Regions from separate parts of the Mus musculus genome. Here region 1 is linked to region 2. The links are chromatin loops, found by intact Hi-C in ENCODE. Cell type or tissue: gastrocnemius. All regions are shown on one strand. Each heading gives the region's core, and the rest is flanking DNA. Links, peaks and the distances in the headings are about the cores only. Region 1 has its middle 12 kb from the start of Gm34598. Region 2 holds the start of Thegl (theg spermatid protein like).

What was found. A loop is a pair of places that touch in the nucleus more often than their neighbours do. Peaks named below come from ENCODE experiments on the same cell type or tissue, not always from the same donor. Only the 100,000 strongest peaks of a DNase experiment are listed, where the experiment ranks them.
Region 1: it touches region 2 in a loop (1.8-fold over the local background); 8 of 42 quality-filtered maps call a loop at or near these places.

The regions. Positions count from the first base shown.
Region 1 is chr5:77,166,205-77,176,429 of GRCm38, forward strand. No RefSeq gene overlaps it. Among named protein-coding and RNA genes, the nearest start is that of Gm34598, 12 kb to the left of the region's middle. In gastrocnemius, for the core only: a CTCF peak has its summit at 4,626; a DNase peak (open chromatin) is centred at 4,563; H3K4me3 peaks cover 653 bases; H3K27ac peaks cover 557 bases.
Region 2 is chr5:77,011,486-77,021,710 of GRCm38, forward strand. It overlaps Thegl (theg spermatid protein like), which reads left to right and starts at 4,538. Exons shown (of 9, transcript NM_027970.1): 1 at 4,538-5,153. The coding sequence starts at 4,667. It overlaps 1700112J05Rik (RIKEN cDNA 1700112J05 gene), which reads right to left and starts at 7,378. Exons shown (of 4, transcript NR_077218.1): 1 at 7,276-7,378; 2 at 5,760-5,940. In gastrocnemius, for the core only: no CTCF peak of the experiment used is centred there; a DNase peak (open chromatin) is centred at 4,509; H3K4me3 peaks cover 941 bases.

The DNA of each region.
Region 1 (10,225 bases), core at 1,103-9,102, 160 kb after region 2:
TTTGTTTTAAAAGCACTTTAAATAAATACCAGAGAACAGAACGAAAGTAACAGGATGAAAGTGACACTTGGAAAAAAAAAAAAAAGGTGTTTTTATATTGCTTGAATTTTACTTCCTACTTGGGGGTTAAACAAAGTCCTCCTCTGAATAAAGAATGTCTGTGGCGTGCGACAGTGAGGTGGCTTGGGGGGTGAAGGTGCTAACTCTGAGTTCAGTCCCCAGGACCCACATGGTCTGAGGGCAGAACCGACTCCTGAGAGTTGCTTCTGACAGCCACCTATGCACTGTGGTACAGGAGTGACAGCCAAATTCATATGTCTGCATGTGTGTGTGCGTACGCATGTGTGCACGCACACACGCACATACATTCATACACACATTCACATACACTCATACTTACACTCACACTTACATACACTCACACACATACACTCACACACACATACACTCACACACACACTCACACAATACACTCACACACATATACACTCACACACACAATAAATAAATACCTAATACAATAATGTAAAAAAAAAAAAAAACAGAATTAAAGGAGATGAACAATATCTGTGGTTGAGAGGCCTCTAAGCAGAGGAGGCTCGGGTTGGAGGCTGAAGTTGTATGAAAAGTTTTAAACTGACTTCGTATTCAAAAGTTCTGGCGCTTTCATCCCAGCACTTGGTAAGCAGAGGCAGAGAGGTCTCTGCGAGTTCAAGGCCAGTCTGGTTTACATGTCGAGCTCCAGACAAGCCAAAGCTACATATCGAGACCTTGTCTCAAAAACAAAAAGGCAGTAAGTGTGCTTCCGAAGGACCCTGACCACAGTGTTTATAAACCAAGGCCTCGGCAGGGTGGACAGGAGGCTAAGCAAAGTGGAGAAGGAAGGAAACATTTGTGATTCGAAGGTGACCAGGATTTTAAAAAAGATTTTTATTTCAAATAATTTATGAAAATTTTAATTATGTATAGTTATGTCTGCCTATGGGAATGTGTGAGTGCAGATGCTCTCAGAGGTCAGAAAAGGGTGTCTGGTGCACGGGAGCTGAGGTTACAGGTAGCTGTGAGCCACAGGGCGGGGTGCTCAGAACCAGAGGCTGTGATCTCTATCGGTCTTCTCAGCTGCTGTCTCTGAACTTCATTACCAACCTCTTACCCTTTCAAACTAGGGTGACATCCTGGCCCTGGGATGTTTCAGGATCCCCCATCGGCTCCCCTCAACCCCACCCACACATCTTTGGAAACAGCCTTTCAAGAAAACTTCCTCTTTGCCCTATGAACACATGACATCTCTTGCCTGGGCTCTGGCACTGCCCTTGTGCCTGTCGCAGAGCAGAGGGACTGACCGTTGTTTTTCTACTGTGCAGCTAGAGCCACGGAGCCTGCTCTTCCTGGGTGTTGACCCTGTGCACCTGCGAGGGCATGCAGAAAGTTGAATTAGATCATTCCTATCTGCAACGTCTCCACCTCTTAGGATTTTAAATATTTATTCGAGAAAGAGAAACTTGACCTCATCCGTAAGCCTCTCCGATCACTTGCTGCCAAGAGGAGAAAGCCGGTAGTCAGCCCAATAAACACAGATCTGGCGATCGCACTCATGTTTCAAATCACTGAAAAGAGCCGCGTGCGGGCGGAGGCCATGCAGATGAGCGGTGCTGGACCTCTGCCGCTGAGGCCATGCCTAGTGAAACTGCAAGTCCACAAAGCGTTGCCAACGGCGCACAGGCACCATCCTCACCCACCTGCGCCTTCGTCTCTCCTCCTAGAATGGTTCCTGTGAAATCCTCACGATTTCCCTGCTAGTTAAGGAAGTTTTCTGCACTGGTTGTGATTATGAGACTCAGGCCAACACGGGAAAAGAACAGAATCGACTGCTTTGTGTGAAGACAGGAGTACAATCGATGCTGGGCTTCAGAGGCTGCCTCATCAGCTGACCACGATCTGAGAGGGAGTGAGTGAAAGAAGAACCTACAGCAAGAAGACATGGGGTCTGTGGCACTGGGTGCCTACGACGTCCTCTATTTATATACAGCGGTCATCGTTTGGTGTAATATGGATCTTACACATCCTACAAACTAAATGCATGGCACAAAATCTTCTCCGTCCAGAAACTCAGTTAACTCCATTTTTCCACCCCATCGCCAAATCATGTAAGCTAGTCTTCAGTTTGGTCGCCTTGTCCCTGGAAACTCCCTTCTCAGCACAGGTATTTTTATAGTGTTTTAAAAAATGATTTATAACACACACACACATATATACATATATGTAATATATGTGTGTGTGTGTGTGTATATATATACTGTAGCTGCTTTCCAGACACACCAGAAGAGGGCATCAGATCCCATTACAGATGGTTAGGAGCCACCATGTGGTTGCTGGGATTTGAACTCAGAACCTCTGGAAGAGCAGCCAGTGCTCTTAACCGCTGAGCCATCCCTCCAGCCCTATAGTGTTCTCTCTCTTTTTTTTAAATTATATATAATTGCAACATTTCTTCCTTCTCGTTCTTCCCTTCACATGCTCCCATATGCTCTTCCCAGCTCTCCTCCAATTCCTGGGATCCTTTTTTCACTAATTGTTATCACACGCATATATGTATGTTTGCATGTGTTGTGTGTGTGCATGTATGTGCTCTTCCCTGTGAGAGACCACCTCTCCTGATCCCAGCTTTCCCACTTGCCTATAGGGGCAAGGCCTTGTGGGCTTTTCCCCATCCAGTGAGGCGTGTCCTTTGGTGTCCTTCTTCAGCTCCCATTCGCCCAGTCCTGTGGTGAGACTTTCTGGGAGTAGCTTCTGAGATTACTAGAAGACAAGTCTCACAGCAAACTTCCTGATCCCCTGGCCGTTACAGTTAGTCGTTTCAGTCTCTGCTCTGAAAGCTTCCCTGAGCCTTAGTTGGAGGGCTGTATTGTAGATATATCCATTGGGACTGGGCCCCACAGCTCTGTGTTTTGATTAATTATGGTTTTCTGTAATGGTCTCTGGAAATGTCTCAACAGAGTTGCCTTGTTGAGAGGCGAGGACTACACTTATCTGTGATGTAAGGACAAGTGTTTATAGATTGTCGTTACTTGATGATGCTCATTTAGTAAATTAGTGGTTGTAGATTCTCCTCCAGTAACTATGACTTCACTGGCACTGAGTGTTAGCCTGGTTTCCAGTACCAGAAATGGTTTCCTTCTTGTTGACTGAGTCTTAAGTCCAATTAGAGAGCCGTTCGTTGGTGATCACCAAGGTGTGTCTGTCACTACTGCACCCTTAGTTATTGTGAGTGGCCATCACCTTAAAGCCACCCAGAACAACTCATGTGCCTCTTGGAAGTGACACAAAGTGCCACCCTGCAGGTTACTATTGTCATCCCTGGTGCTGCATCACCTCAACCAGCCATGGCCTCTCTCCTTATCTTCAGGGAAGATGAGCTAAAGCCACACTAGCATGTTTGACCAAGCTTTTCGAGAGACTGATTCCTAACATGAGGTGTTTAACCACACAAACCTTGAAAACCCAGACCTAGGGTTCCCAGCTTTAAAACTGTAGCCTGGTTTCCTCCTTGTTAGCTGGGAGAGTCTACACTTGGCCGTAGCCAAGAGGCTGAGCAATTACCTGAGAGAGTTTTTGAAACTAAAACCCTGATGCCTTCTTGAGGTTTGGGCCTCGAGCTGGAAGAACGTGACTTTTGCCGACTTCTATTGGACAGTGTATGTCATGAAGATATCCGTGAAGGTAGCTTAAACATCAGCCTGCAGTTATCAGAGAGACCACCAGACTTTGCATCGTGCCTGACTTCAAGCCTTTGGATCTATTGTCTCTTCAAAGGGTTCAGTCCTAGATAGGGGGAGCTGCCTTCTCACGCAGCCGAGTGCCCCATTTTTGATGCTTCATCTTACTTTCTAGCCTTTACCTTACCCCAAAATGAGGAAAACCAGGATGGCTACCCTACCCAGCAGGGCTCACTTTTCCCCAACCAGGCAAACAGTTTCCCAAGAGGTCCTGCTGTTCTGGATCTTATAGCATCCACTTCTTTTTTTTTTTTTAATATTTTTTATTACATATTTTCCTCAATTACATTTCCAATGCTACCCCAAAAGTCCCCCATACCCTCCCGCCCACTTCCCTACCCACCCATTCCCATTTTTTTGGCCCTGGCGTTCCCCTGTACTGGGGCATATACAGTTTGTGTGTCCAATGGGCCTCTCTTTCCAGTGATGGCCGACTAGGCCATCTTTTGATACATATGCAGCTAGAGTCAAGAGCTCCGGGGTACTGGTTAGTTCATAATGTTGTTCCACCTATAGGGTTGCAGATCCCTTTAGCTCCTTGGGTACTTTCTCTAGCTCCTCCATTGGGGGCCCTGTGATCCCTCCAATAGCTGACTGTGAGCATCCACTTCTGTGTTTGCTAGGCCCCGGCATAGTCTCACAAGAGACAGCTACATCTGGGTCCTTTCAACAAAATCTTGCTAGTGTATGCAATGGTGTCAGCGTTTGGAAGCTGATTATGGGGTGGATCCCTAGCATCCACTTCTAGCACCACGCCAGGCATAGCAAAGCCTTAGCAGGTTAATTCAAGAGGACCATTCTCCAGCTTTTCTCAAGGTCTGTGACTGACCTCTTATGGACAACTGTTTGCATAGCAACACATGTTCATAGCTACCCAAACTAGGAAGGATTAAGTCATAACAAACATGTTTAGTTCTTAGACCACAAATTTCAAATCCATTCTCTCATAGGAAATCTGGGCTGCCTTCATGACGCACACTGTCCAATAGAATTCTGCAAAAGTTACGTTCTTCTCGGCCCAAGCCTAAAGAAGGAGGCTAGTTTTCAGTTTCTAAAATCCCTTAGCTAACTGCTTGGCCTCTTGGCTAAGATCAAGCGTAGACTCTCCTAGCTGACAAGGAAGAAGTCAGGCTACAGTATTAAAGAGACCACACAGAGAAGAGGTCACACAGAGAGAGGCCCCTGCTCAGCAGACAAGCCCCAGAGGTGAGCAATGCATTTATGGAGAGGGAACAGGTGGGGAGACGGAGCCTTGCTCTGTAGCACAGGCTCGTCTCAAACTCGTGGTACCACTGAGCCAGCCTGGAACTACCTAGTGAGTTCCAGACCAGCCTGTGCTACAATGTGAGACTGTCTCATATATATGTATGTGTATGTGTATATGTGTGTATATGTGTGTATATATAATTTATATATGAGGTATATATGTGTATATGATGTATATATGGTGTATGTGTGTGTATGTGTATATGTGTATATATTTTTACATTATACCATACAATATATTATATATATATATATATATATACAATTTTTAAAACCTTTAAATGAGAAGTTAATCCTGGAATGAAGCAGGAAGAACTTCCTTACTTCCATTTGTAACATTCATCTAGTCCATCACCTAACCCAACAGCTCAAGTGTAATGTGCTAGTTACAGTTAGGACTGGCAGTGTTGTCTTACATGAAATACACAGAAAAAAAAATTGTTCACCAAGAGTAAACTTTCTACCTCTCTCCTCTTGTTTTAAAATTGTAGAATTGCATTTGTTTTCCTTTTCATTGTTCAAATAGGTTAGGAATAGCTAGAATTAAGGTCCAAGGTCAGAGAGCTGGCTTAGAGGTTAAGAACACTTAATTTTCCTGCAGAGGACCCACATTTCAGTTCCTAGCACACACACATCAGCTTGTTATAACTCCAGATCCAAGAGATCCCACTGCAGATGTACTTCTGACCTCTGCAGGCTCCTGCACTCGTGTGGTGCACAGACATACACTCAGCCATGTACATGTACACATAAAATATTTTTAAAATTAAGGTTCAAGTCAAAGTACCGTCATTTTTAAAACTTTTAGCAACCTCAATAGTTCAAAGCCTTTGTGAGGAAAGAGCAGTTGGGGAGATAGGGTCCTACTATGTAGCATAGGCTGCCCTCAAATCTGTGCCACCACTACACCAGGTTGGGCTACATAGTGAGCTCCAGGCCCACCTGATAGATAGACCGACAAACAGGCAGATGTAGATATTGTTATATTGATATATATTGATATAATTCTTAAAGTCTTTACAGGAGAGATTAACCCTGGAATAAATGTAAGGAAAGCCATCTTACTTCCTTCTATTTCTAACTCCAAGGTGTGTGTGTGTGTGTGTGTGTGTGTGTGTGTGTGGTGTGTATAGTGCGAGTGTGTATGGGGGTGTGTGGTGTGTGTGTTGTGTGTGTGTGTGTGTGTGTGTGTGTGTGTGTGTGTGTGGTGGGGGGTGTGTGTGTGTGTGTGTGTGTGTGTGTGTGTGTGTGTGTGTGTGTGTGTGTGTGTGTGTGTGTACCCATGGAATCCCAGAATGTGGAAAGTAGAGGCATGAGAATCAGGAGTTCAAGATCTCCCTCACTTGGCTACATAAAGAGTTTGAGACCAGTCTAAGATACATAAGACCTAGTTCCTCAAAATAAGACAAAACCAAGACAACTGTAGTGTTAAAGAAGAAAGCAAAAGAAAACACACGGATATAGAAATTGAAAGCATTAAGGCTGGCGAGATAGCTCAGCGGGTAAGACCACTGACTGCTCCACATGGTGGCTCATGACCATCTGTAATGAGATCTGACACCCTCTTCTGGTGTGTCTGAAGTTGACTACAGTGTACTTATTTATAATAATAAATCTTTGGGCGGGAGCATGCAGGGTTGACCAGAGTGAACAGGGCCGTCCAGAGCAAGCAGAGGTCCTAAATTCAATTCCCAGCAGCCACATGAAGACTCACAACCATCTGTACAGCTACAATGTAGCCATATGCATGAAAGAAAGAAAGAAAGAAAGAAAGAAAGAAAGAAAGAAAGAAAGAAAGAAAGGAAGGAAGGAAGGAAGGAAGGAAGGAAGGAAGGAAGGAAGGAAGAAAATCTTTGAAAGCATTAAGCTAGCTAAGTGGAGAGGTGTGCATTTTTAATTCCAGCACTTGAAAGACAGCTGCTAGCAGATCACTGTGAGTTTAAAGCCAGCCTGGTCTACATAGTGAGTTCCAGGTCAGCAATGGCTACATAGTAAGACCCTGTCTCTAAAAAAAATTAAGTCAAAATAAAGTAGAAATAAAGATACGGGATAAAATGTTAATGTAGCAAGCTATGATAATGAGGTACAGCTCCAGCAGGAGCCAGTTCTCTTGAGCACTGCCAAAAGGGAACATTTACTGAAAGGGACAGGGGTTACAAGGGTGTGAGGGTGATGCCTAAAACGTGCTCTCAAAACGTAGATGGAGAAGACGGCATTTTATCTCCGTTTATTCAAATAAGCACATCATAGCCAATTCCTAATTACCCAAGAGCAATAGCAAAGACATGACATAAAGTTCACAGCCATGCAGAAAGCAGACTCCTTTGTAAATGAGATGAAAGTAGGAAGGGGGCTATTTGGGAAGAGGAAGGAGACCCTCTGGAGACGGAGAAAGATACAGGACTGAAGGTGTCCTCGTGAAACTTCTTGGCATCATGGCTTCATCACTGCATGCAATGAATATGAGTACATTTCATAATGGAGTTACTTACTGTTCTCACTGCTGCGCTGTGACCAGACATGACAAATATAATGAATAAACATTAGCAATGTAGTTTCTGTTCTCACTGCTACACTGTGACCGGAGACTTAGTAGCAACTTGAAGGAGGAAGAGTTTATTTTGCCTCACAGTTTGAGCATTTACAGTCTGCCAGGTGGACAAGGGATGTCAGCAGAAGTACACAAGACAGTGGGTCACAGTATACCTGCCATCAGGAAGCAAACAGAAGTCTCTACTAGGAGGCCTTTAAGGCTGTAAGGTCTAAGCTCCCTCACCCCCAGTGACCCACTTCCCCCAGCAGAATGCCACCTCCTAAGTATTCTACAACCTTCCCAACTGATTAAACGCATGATCTTGTTAGGGACTGTGATGGCTAATCTTAGTTGTCAACGTGACTATATCTGGAACGACCTAAAACCCAGCAGCTGGTCGGGCCTGTGAAAGATTTTCTTGATTGGATCATTTGAGGCCAGAAAACCCACCTTAGATCTAGACCACACCTTCTGGTAACAGCCCACATAAAAGGACATGAAAGAGGGGAGCTTCTGCTCTTTGCCTGCCTGCCCTCACTCTTGTTGGCAAGTTCATCTGTCCTGCTGCTGAGGCATCCCTTTGCTGAAACTAGAATTACTTAAGATTCCAGTGTAGACTGAAGACCAGCTGAGACGTCCAGCCTCATGGACTGAAGAACTAGCAGATTCTTGGCCTTTCAATCAGGAGACAGTCCCTGTTGGACTAGCCAGACCTTCGCCTGTAAACCACTCCAATAAATTTCCTTTATGTGTGTGTGTGTGTGTGTCCATTCTATCCACTCTGTCCCTCTAAGGAACCCTGACTGAAATATGGACATTGTAGATTCAAATCACAGCAAGTAATAAAAAGGAAAGAAAAATAAAGTTAGCAAATTGTGTTCTCTCAATAAACTCTTCTTGCCAGTCTCAGGGACTTCATCATGGTCTTCATAACTTCTTATGCCCACTGTTCACGAGCTGATAGGATGTTGGTTTGTATCTATTCATTCAATCATACATTCACTGAACAAATAGTTTGTGACCAACTACTATGGGACAGTAGGCTTCATGACATGTAAGACAGAGTGGAAACAATTCTTGTTGCCCTAACTGCAGTTACATTGAATGAGTCACACTGTTTCAGCTGCAGCCAGAGAGCATGCTGCAGTCTGACAGCATATTCAGAGAGATACCACTTCTTCTGTTACGTTAGTCACCAAACATCAGACACTCTCAAGGCAGATAAAGCTAGTTCCCCATCCCCCATCCATCTCTAGTTAGCTCGGATTTCTTTTTATGACATCAGCATCATTTATTGATGACTGCTGCAACCCTGAGTTACTCCAGACCAAAACAACAAAAGTGACACTTCTGTAAGGAAGACGGCTAAGAGACGTTTCTTTCTTATTGATCATTGGCTGAGAATATAGGTGATGATACATTATTAAAAATCATTTATAAATAATGCACACACTTGAAAAGGAGACTTCTCAGCAACAGAACCAAAGTATGCAGTCATGGACAAGCAACCCATGCACTGTAATAACAACTACTCAGGCTGGAGCGATGGCTCAGCGGTTAAGAGCACTGGCTGCTCTTCCAGAGGTCCTGAGTTCAAATCCCAGAAACCACATGATGGCTCACAACCGTCTGTAATGGGATCTAATGCTCTCTGAAGACAGCTAAAGCATACTCATATAAGTAAAATAAATCTTTAATAACAACTACTCTAAAACGCCTATTCATATAACCTTAGACATGGGTGTGAAGTGAGGGGAAAGAGCTACATTCACACACGTCCCTTTCTAGGGCCTGGTCACGTCTCAGAATTTTCCTCCCAAGGTCATTAGATGGGTTATAACTTCATGACTTGGATAGTGTACAAACTCCCTTAGGTTGACCTACTAAATTATTGATGAGGCCTGGGCAAATAACAATAATACTAAATATTTTATCTGTATCCAGAAAAGAATTTTAAATGTGTGGCTTTTTTTTTCTTAATTTTTTTAAAGGATGAATCCTAAAAGCTGCAAGCTTCAAAACAAAACCAAAATTCAGAAAATAGTATAAATTCTTACATATTTAGTATGTGAGAATTAACTTCATATTTGCTAGCTAGCATATGGCTATTTATTTCATCATGTGCAAAATCATGCCAATGCCCTGATGTGGGTGGTTTTGCGATGATGATCATTTGAAACTTGTTACACACAGGTGGAGAAATTTAAGATTTAGTTTTATTTTTTCAGTCTCAAATGAAGCTTACACATGCTGCAAGCTATTAATTTTAGAGATGATGGAAAGGGATTGAGAAAGAGAGTTCCCCAAGTTGCCGTGGCATCAAAGAATCCTATTGATATAACTGCATTCATCTAAGAAAACAACCTTGCTAATGATATCCTTATACATTATATGTAATTACATTATTATATATAATAAAGTAACTTCTCAGTTACCTGTTTTATGGGAAAGGAGTTCGGGCCTTAGGAGAAATATGCAAAAAATGGATAAACCAGAAAGGAACTCGCAGATGTTCTGTTCGGCTTGGATTATACCTTCCTGGGAACGTGAGATAAAGCGCCCTCTTATTGTAATTGGCTCAGTCGACTGTGAGCGTCTGCATAGCAGGAATGGATCTCTTTCTTCTCTCCTGATTCCCATGTCTGTGTGT
Region 2 (10,225 bases), core at 681-8,680:
TTATTTATTTATTTTAAGATTTATTTATGTATATGGGTACACTGTAGCTGTACAGATGGTTGTGAGCCTTCATGTAGTTGTTGGGAATTGAAGTAGGACCTCTGCTCACTCTGGTTGGCCCCACTTGCTCCGGCCAACCCCTCTTGCTCTGGTCCAAAGATTTATTATTACAATTAAGTACACTTTCGATGTCTTCAGACACACCAGAAGAGGGTGTCAGATCTCACTACTGGTGACTGTGATCCACCATTTGGTTGCTGGGATTTGAACTCAGGACCTTCAGAAGAGCAGTCAGTGATCTTACCCGCTAAGCCATCTCTCCAGCCCCTTGTTTTGTCTTTTGAGACAAGACCCTACAGTGTATCCTGCAATCCCCCTGCCTCAGCCTCCTGGGCACTGTGTATGTATGCCACCATAAAGGGTATTAGGATTCTTCTGTTGCTGTTGTTTTGTTTGTTTTTAAGATTTATGTATTTCGAAAAACAACAACAAAAAGATTTATGCATTTCGTGTATATGAGTGCTCTGCCGGCATTCACACCTACAGGCCCGAAGAGGGCACTGAGTCCTATAATAGACAGTTGTGAGCCACCATGTGGTTACTGGGAATGGAACTCAGAACCTCTGAAAGAGCAGCCAGTGCTCTTAACCACTGAGCCATCTATCTGTTCAGCTCCATTGGGAATATTTTGTAAAAGCAATTAACTATACTTAACTGGATACAGTAAGTCCAATTTGCAACTATAATGCTTTGCTTTAATTCACTAACATGTATATATTCGGAGAGAGAATTTGGCCCATGTGTCCTTTTAAAATTAGGAAACTCTGGCAAAATAACCAAATATGGCGAAGATGACAGCCCTGCTCACAGCACAGTCTCTGCCATGCTTAAGTTACAATAACAGATGGTTTAACTGAGGTGTATGTCTTACTGTGATGAAATACTAAGGCTTAAGGCCATGTGGAAAGGAAAGGGTTCATTTCAGCTTACATTTTAGTCCATCATCCAGGGAAGTCAGGGCAGGAACCTGAAGGCAGGAGCTGATGCAGAGGCCATGGAGGGGTGATGCTTACTGGCTTTCTCCCCATAGCTTGCTTAGCCTGCTTTCTTTTACAACTCAAGACCACTTGCCTGGGGGGGGGGGCAATGCCCACAATGCATTGTGTCCTCCCATGTCAATCATCAATCAAGAAAACGCATTTCAGTCTTTCCTGCAGGCCAGTGTGATGGAAACAGCTTCTTAGTTGAGGTTCTCTCTTCCCAAATGACTCCAGCTTGTATTGTATCACATTGACGCAAAATTAGCCAGCACAGCCGGGCGGTGGTGGTGCACGCCTTTAATCCCAGCACTTGGGAGGCAGAGGCAGAGGCAGAGGCAGAGGCAGAGGCAGAGGCAGGCGGGTTTGTGAGTTCGAGGCCAGCCTGGTCTACAAAGTGAGCTCCAGGACAGCCAGGGCTACACAGAGAAACTCTGTCTTGGAAAAACAAAACAAAACGAAAAACAAACAAAAAACCTAGCCAGCACACATATGTATACAGACATCACATTCTTCCCTTTGAAGAATGTGGTTTTCTCCCTTTGAAAAGATTGTCTCAGATGAAGACACCCTTCCAGCTCACACTCAGATGCTATATGCTTTATCTTAGGACATATAAACCATTGGGTGCCTTTAACAGAGGTGAGAGCAATTCGGAGGTTTTATCACATTCTGATCTTAAGTTCTAGATTTTGTTAACAAGGGATGTGGCTTGCTGGAGATTGTCCTCTGGGGAACAGCTATTGAGAAACAACATGGCTCTCTTTCCTCGCTGAAATTGAATAAAGTAAGAGCTTTGCACTGGAGACATCTTAAGCTAGTGACATAGACACATGTCACAAGAGCTCTAGGGGAAATGAAACTCACCCAAGCTACTGTGTTGTCAAAGGGGCTGCCTGGCTGGTCATTTTCCCATCATGCCTCACTAGGGGAGTGTTTATTTCCTTGGAGAACTTGGTATCGATTGGCAGCCTTTCAGGCTTAGAAAATACAGGTTCAGTTAAAACACCAAGAGGTGCATGCAGTTTTACTTATTCCCTTTGTAAACATTTATTGAGCACCTCTGAAGTGCTGGAACTTTGTTTGGATCAGTGGAAATCTAACTCACGTTTGTCTGTACCAGAAAAGGGGGCTTAGCAGTCAGCTTAGGAAGTTCATCATACTGAGGAATGCATATTAGGGGCGAGAGAGAGAGAGAGAGAGAGAGAGAGAGAGAGACCTCCATATGTTCACAGTGGCAGGCATACATACACATACAACAGATATACAAAAATGTAATAAAATCTTTAGGGATGCTCAAAAGTGTACTGTGTATGTGTACCTAGTTCCTGAAGAGGCCAGGAGAGGATGCCAGATTCCCCGGAATTGGAGTATGGTCATTTGTGAGCCACCACGTGGGTTCTCTGCAAGAGCAGCAAGTGGAAAAAAACCTTTCAAGCATATGTGTGATGCCTGGGTGTATGTATGGTACGTACAACACGTATGCAGGAGCATGCAGAGATCAGAAGTAGTTTTGGACTCCTTGGAAATGGAGTCTTTTTTTTTTTTCCAGACAGGGTTTCTCTTTATAGCTCTGGCTGTCCTGGAACTCACTCTGTAGACCAGGCTGGCTTCGAACTCAGAAATCCGCCTGCCTCTGCCTCCCGAGTGCTGGATTAAAGGCGTGGCCACCACGCCCGGCTCAGTAGACACTCTTAAGCACTGAGCCATCTGTCCAGGGCTATAAGGGATCTTAATAGCTGGCTCATTTACTCCAGCTCCCAAAATGTTAATTCGACTTTTTTTTTTAAATGAGTTTAATGCAACAGATTACCTGGTACATTCATACCCTAGAATGAGTCTCCTAGTTCCACTCCTATTAACTTTCACAAAAATGTTGTCGTTAGTTTTTTTATAGGATAGTAAATTCAAGTACCCCAAATTGTGTAAATGGTGTCTTTAACTGTATATTTTGACAGATGTTTTATTTCTTAACATTTTTAATTCCTTCCATTGAAAACAGAGGACTGAAACGCCATCAATTCTTCCCTTCTTTCTCATACTATTTTGGTGATGAAAATGAGCACTTTCCAGGCTTTCACACACACACACACACACACACACACACACACACACAGAGGGAGAGAGAGAGAGAGAGAGAGACTGGTCTACAGAGTGAGTTCCAGAACAGCCAGGGTATATATAGAAACTCTGCCTCGAAAAACCAAAAACAAACAAACAAACAAACAAACAAGTGTAGATATGCAGAGAAGTCAGCACCATGACCAACACCTGTAACTTAACTTATTACTTGCGTAGTTGTGGCAAGAGGATTGCCACAAGCACAGGAGTTTGAGGCTAACATGGACTGCAAAGTTCGAGGCCAACTTGAACTGCTAAGTAAGTTAGTCTCAAAAAAAAAAAAATGGGGGAGGAGAGAAATTTGAGAGGAAGGGCCCTAACAAGGCTACAAAACTCTTGGTATATTTCAGAAATATCGCTATGAATAAATAGATGTACACACAATTGTGCTGTTCAGAGGATTAATCACATGATCAATAGCACTAATTCATCTCTAGTGATAGCCTAGGCATCTTGGTCAAGTTCGTTTTCTCCACCAGCTATAGAATTAACAGGCAGGAAAACCTGCAGCAGACACCTCAAGCACCACGGACTGAATCAGCAGTTGAAGACAAGCGTTTATTGGGGGCGAGGAAACACACATGTGTATCCAACACACAAGGAAACGGCCTCTGCAGAGGGGCACTCCGGACTGGGGCCTATCTAACAGTCTAGAATTTAATCTCACTTTGATAGTGAGCCCTGTGATGGTGGTACACAAGAAATTCTTGAATGTACATTTGTATTGAGAACCCGTCGAAGTGTTTTGCTGTGAAGGCGTGCAGAATTTCATGTAAAGAAGCAGTTAACGCTCTACACTATTCTGACAAATATTAAGCTCGGATCAATCGCTTCACAGCCTTCATTCCAACTGCAGATTTCTTTTTTGGGGGTGGGGTGGGGTGTTTTTGTTTGTTTTGTTTTGTTTTGTTTTGTTTTGTTTTGTTTTTTGAGACAGGGTTTCTCTGTGCAGTCCTGGCTGTCCTGGAACTCATTCTGTAGACCAGGCTGGCCTCGAACTCAGAAAACCACCTCTGCCTTTCAAGTGCTGAAATTACAGGCGTGCACCACCACTGCCCGGCCTCAACTGCAGATTTCTTATTGCCTTAGTGACGAGGGGTGGGGCTGTCTTAAAAATCTCCTATCCACTTCCAGCCTTTGTAAAGAGTCCGTGTTGGGATACCTCCGAAACCTCGGAAACCTAACCAGTTAGGAAGCATATGTGTACCGCGGGTGGTTGAGTTGTCTCCCTTCACACCGGAAGCGGGAGCAGGATCCCTCTCTCCCGCCTCTGTCTCACGGTGCGGTGTCTAACAGAGACGCACCCTAGGAGAGCGTCACGTCTCCATAGCAACCGGTGATCCAAGCGCTGAGGCCGGACCGGCGGGGCGGGGCCAGGCGGCGGGGGCGGAGCTGAGGCTGTCCCGGGCAGGGCGCCGGCGGCCCCGAATCACCTGTCCACTCCGCGAACTGAGTTTGGGCGGCTGGCGGAGAGTTTGAGAGCCGGGTAGCCGGAGCTTCTAACCGGAATGGAGGAAGGAGACTTCTCAGGTTCATCCGTGCGATCCGAGGTGACGGATGGGCGGAACACCACGACCACGACAGAAACACGCACAACCTCTGAACTCCAACCGAAGCCCCTTGTGCTCAGGCTCCTGGAGGTGCAGAATGGTGACGAGGCCGAAGCGGTTGGGGAGGAAGGACAAGAAGAGGACTACGAAGGGTCCAAGACTCACAAATCCCATGAGGTCTCCGCATCCTTCAGATCCCACAACTCCAGCGATCCTCCCCAGTCCCGCAAGGCCAGTGATTCCCTCCGGTCTCGCAAGGGCATTGAGCCCCTGGAGCCCCGCAAGACCAGTGATTCCTTCCGGTCCCTAATGGGCAGTGATCCCCTTCAGTCATCCGAGCGCCAGGAGGATGGAAAAGATGATTTGTTTCCCAACGCAGTGATTATGACCTCCCCATCTTTGATAGCCAGATACCTACCACGGCTCCAGCTGGCTTCTCTGAGAGGTAGGTTTAGCCCTGACCCCGTTGAATCCAGCCATTTAGAACTCGGGAGTCCGAGCTAAATGGTCGCTGTTTTAAGGAACTTGACTCTACCTGCTGGTTTACAGCCACTTCTCTTTATACTTCAAGGAATCCAAAGGGAAATTGACACCCTAATGACAGAAGCCACCTCACACTTCCACGATTGAACCTAGTGATTGAACCTAGTGCCTCCCATGTACTCGAGGCACTCTGGGCTCGAAGCCTCTCATAATCCTTCGGCTAAGTACACCATTGCATCCAGCTATTACACTTGGGGTTTTGCTTTGGTTTTAAGATTTATTTACTATTATATTATATGTAATTACACTGTAGCTGTCTTTAGACACACCAGAAGAGGGCATCAGATCTCATTACAGATGGTTGTGAGCCACCATGTGGTTGCTGAGAATTGAACTCAGGACCTCTGGAAGAGCAGTCAGTGCTCTTAACTGAGTCATCTCTCCAGGCCCACAGCTAAGTGCACTCTTTAGACTCCACCAACCTTCACACCTTTGTCTTTCACCCAATGGAAGACTGCACCTTATATTTTACCAAGAAATGGATATAACCGATCACAAACTCACTTACTTGCTTACCAGCAGTTTATTGGTCTCCGGACATGAGTACTCAGAGTCTGTCTTTTCTCATCTTTCAGGGGAGACTTGTGCTTGTTTTTTATGAAGCACATTTTCCTCCTAGGCCTCAGATTCCACTGTTTCCTGAAGAACTTTGATCTTACATCGTCAGGTTCTCCTCTAACGAATCAGTCCTATGAGCAAACACACTCTTATCTTGAAACAACTTTTGACCCTATGCCTTCTTTATCCCCCTCCCCCCCAAGGATTCACTTCCTCCTCTTATTCTCCTCTTGTTGTGGCCTGGTCTCTAAATCCATGGCCTTGAAACTTCACGTGGCCCCCTTAGCCATCTCAAGCTGCATTTCTTAATGCCTCACTTGCCAGTGTACACTTCCATCTCTCCCTCTCTTTCTTTAACACCCCATCAACAAGCATACAAAACTGAGGCTGGAGAGTGGGGAAGAGAGCTTGTTGTGTAAGCGTGGGGACCTGAGTTCTGATCTTGGCACCCATGTCGTGAGTGTGATTCTTAAACTCCAGTGCAGGGGACAGATGGGGGAGACAGACAGAAGGAGCCCCCGATGTCAAAGGAATTAGGTGGAGAATGATCAGACACCAAGCCATCCTCACTTGGCCTGCTCGAGCCCGGGTGTGTGTACTCTCTCTCTCTCTCTCTCTCTCTCTCTCTCTCACACACACACACACACACACACACACACACACACACTACTCACACGCATTATTTTTTTTCTTCCTCCACCACAGTGCTGCACCTAAAGTGACCCCTTTCTCCCGTCTCGGGTGGATGAGCTGTCTTCTATTGGTGGCCATTTCTGCCTTCTATTTGTTGGACCTCATCCCACCTAACTTTAATTTTCAAAAATGGTTGTGTGTGTATGGATATATACCAATGATGCATATATGTGGTTGTGTGTGTGTGTACCACAGTGGAGTCAGAGAAACATTCTGCAGAGTCTTATCTTTATGTGGGTTCTGTCAGGTCATGCACTGAGCCGTGTTACCAGTCCCATCTAACCTCTTTCTGCTGCATCCTTTGGTCCCCTCTTTCCTGGACCATCCTCCCCATTGAGAGATAAATACTATACAATTCCTGTACCTGGAAACAACCACAGACCTTTCCCCAGCCCCAACAACCCTTCTCTTCCAGGCACCACTCTATTTCCTTACTTGACTTAGAGGGGACCTCCCCCCCAAATCCTCAAAATGGATAACATGAAGTCATGATTTCAGCGCCCTCTCTTTCTGTCCTCCTGAGAACTACTTAAATTAAGATCTCATTCCCTCCACTTAGCTGAGGCTGCTTGTATTGGGGTCACAATGATCTCTTCCTGCTCAAAGCAAAGGCGAATGCTTCATTTGACACATTTTTTCCTATCCCAGGACCCTGTCTTGTTTCCTGAAATACCAATATTGCTGTCAGAATAGTAGTATCCCTGTTGGAATACCAGTTTGCCTGTCAGAATACAAGTTTTCCTGCCAGGATACCAGTTTCCCTGTTATCGTACCTCACAAACTCTTCCTGACTCTATTTCCTTTGTGTGGAGTCAGTCTTCTCTTCCCAGCCTTTAGGTTGAAGCCCCCGATGGCTTAGTCCTCTCGGATTCTTCTAGAACTCCCCTTTATTCTCCGCATGATGTCATCGGTTCCATGGCCTCATTGCCAGTAGCTTTTCACATTATTGCTTTAATGTCTCAGAACTCAATTATCTGGCTTTCCTGATTTCTTACACGCGTTCGCGACCGGCCAGGAAAGACGCAGCAAACCAGAATCTTCTGCGGCAAAACTTTATTGCTTACATCTTCAGGAGCAAGAGTGCAAGCCCCAAGCCCAAAAACGAAAGCGAAACCCCGTCCCTCTTAAGGAGAGTTATCCTTCGCCTAGGACGTATCACTCCCTGATTGGCTGCAGCCCATGGCCGAGTTGTAGTCACGGGGAAGGCAGAGCACATGGGGTGGAGAACTACCTTTGGCACATGCGCAGATTATTTGTTTACCACTTAGAACACAGCTGTCAGCGCCATCTTGTAACGGCGAATGTGGGGGCGGCTTCCCACAGTTCCCCCTTTTCTATTAATAAAAGCAATAGGCCACCCATATTAATGAGAGTGGAGATAGAGGTCAAATCCCCAGTGTGCAGGTAAAGGAGCCGTACACATAACCTCCTTCCAGGCTCATCACCTAGAGGGGTCCTGGTCTGGTCCCGTGTTGTTTTTCCTGGAGGAAGGACACTTGAACACTCAACCTTCTTGAAAGATGACATGTCTCCCTAGAATAGGCTCATATATGCCGCAGAGCCCTTCTACTGCAGTGCTTAGCCGTGCAACTCTCTCGGGCTGCTGAAGCACACTCACTCTATCCCGTGCAATGAGACTAGCCTCGTGGGGTGCAAGAGCTGAATGGCCAGCGACCTATTGCTTAAGCATAGATAACCATAAATCAGGGGAAGCACCATGTTCTAGTCCTGCAAGCGCCTGGGCAATAACCACCTTGTCTCTCCTAGTTTGGGCCTTAAGCTTACAGACCAACCAAAGAAGCAACACTAATCCACAGCAAAGTGTATCTCCAAATAATATCAATCCCACCCATTCTTTAAAGAAGGAAAATGCTGAGGAGATCCAATTGGGTAATCCTTTGGTCAGGGACAGGTCCAAGCGCGTGGAGTTGACCTGAAGTCTCAATTCCCGAAGGATCTGTTCAAATTCAGCCGTCCAATTCTGTAACATATACTGAGAAAGACTTTTTGACAAATTAGCTGCCCTAGTAAATTTCTCATACTGAATGGAAGTAACACACAATCCCGGAAACTTTTGTTCACATCCCAGCTGAGCTATTTGCCATAATACATCTAGTTGTACCTGGACAAGATCTATGAGTTGATTAACCAGCATGAGACCACCCTGTATCATGACATTAGCTGAGGCCTGTTTATCTATGACTGTAGTCACTGAGGCTGACAAAGTGTTAATGGTGTCAGTCGTCTGGACCTGTCCAGACAGAGCCAAGGCTGTCTGAATCAAGGCCAAACCCAGTTCCTAGTTAGTGGTAAAAAAGCAGGGGAATACTTGAGCATTATACATCACCGGCATTGGGAGTGGAAATGTCGACATTATCCCCCAACGCTGCTCTCTCTTTATTATTGACGCCCTGGACATCACCAAGACGAGGGACATCAGTATTCCCTTGGTCAGTCTGGATTTTTCGGGTGAGTCTTTCTGGTATCCAAAATGGGTTGTCTTCATTCTGTGGGAAAACACAAATAGCTCCCCTGGGTCTTATCAAAATAGGATCCGGGTCATACCATTTATTATCAAGGACATTTTTCCATTTAACCATCTCATTGGGCCTATCTGGCTCTGAACAATGACGTTCAGCCGCAGTATGGCCATGAGCATCAATATTTAAAAAAATTGAGTGTAAAGAGTGCCATAGACACAGACACTCTTGGTACTCGGGGTAGAGTCTCGACTCCCCTCTTCTGCTTTATTAGATAGGCTTTGAGGGTGCGATGCGCACGCTCAACAATACCCTGTCCTTGAGGGTTGTATGGAAGTCCAGTCAGGTGGGTCACGTCCATCTGACGGCAGAACTGCTGGAATTTTTGAGATGTATAAGCTGGTCCATTATCAGTCTTAAGGAGTTTGGGTTTCCCCCAAGCACTCCATGCCTCAAGACAATGTTGAATCACATGTGAGGCTTTTTCTCCGGTTAACGGAGAAGCAAACATGATGCCAGAGCATGTGTCAATGGACACATGTAAACATTGATTTCTCCCAAAGGAGGAAATATGCGTGACATCCATTTGTCAGACCTGTAATGGCCTGATGCCACGAGGGTTTACCCCTACATGAGGAGTAGATAAAATTTGACAACAATCTAAAGGCATTATTAAGTAATCAGAATCATTTCCAGTAGAACCGATCCCTCTGGCAGCTCTAGGAATACCAGAGGAAGAAAAAACAGCCATGTAGGCTTGGCAAAATTATTAGTTGAGCTATTCTGTCCCCTTGTGATATAGAAAAGACAACTTGAGGACAAGAACAGAGAACCTGAAGTTCCCCTTTATAATCCTGATCTACAACTCCAGGGTGGACAATAAGACCTTGTAGGCTGCAAGAGCCTGCCTCTGTCTCTCTGGCCACAAAATCTGAGAAGGACTCCTGAGGTCCCTGGACGATCTTTGTTAGTTGTCCAGTGGCTTCACCTGCTCGGGAGAGCGCTTTCCAGGCCCTAATAGCCGTGGAGGAAATTTGGGCATAAGCTCCCCAATGGTAGTTTGTTTGATCAGCAGAATAAGCTCCCTGACCCGTTAACAAGTCAAAAGTCCAATCTCTCTGCTCTGGAGTCAAAGCAGCTGCGTTTGCTCGGGCCTGCGCTTGTGCAGCCTCTTGCCATAGAGCTCTCCATTCCATATATTTGCCCATACTAGGGAGTGCGGCTTTTACAATCGTTTGCCAGT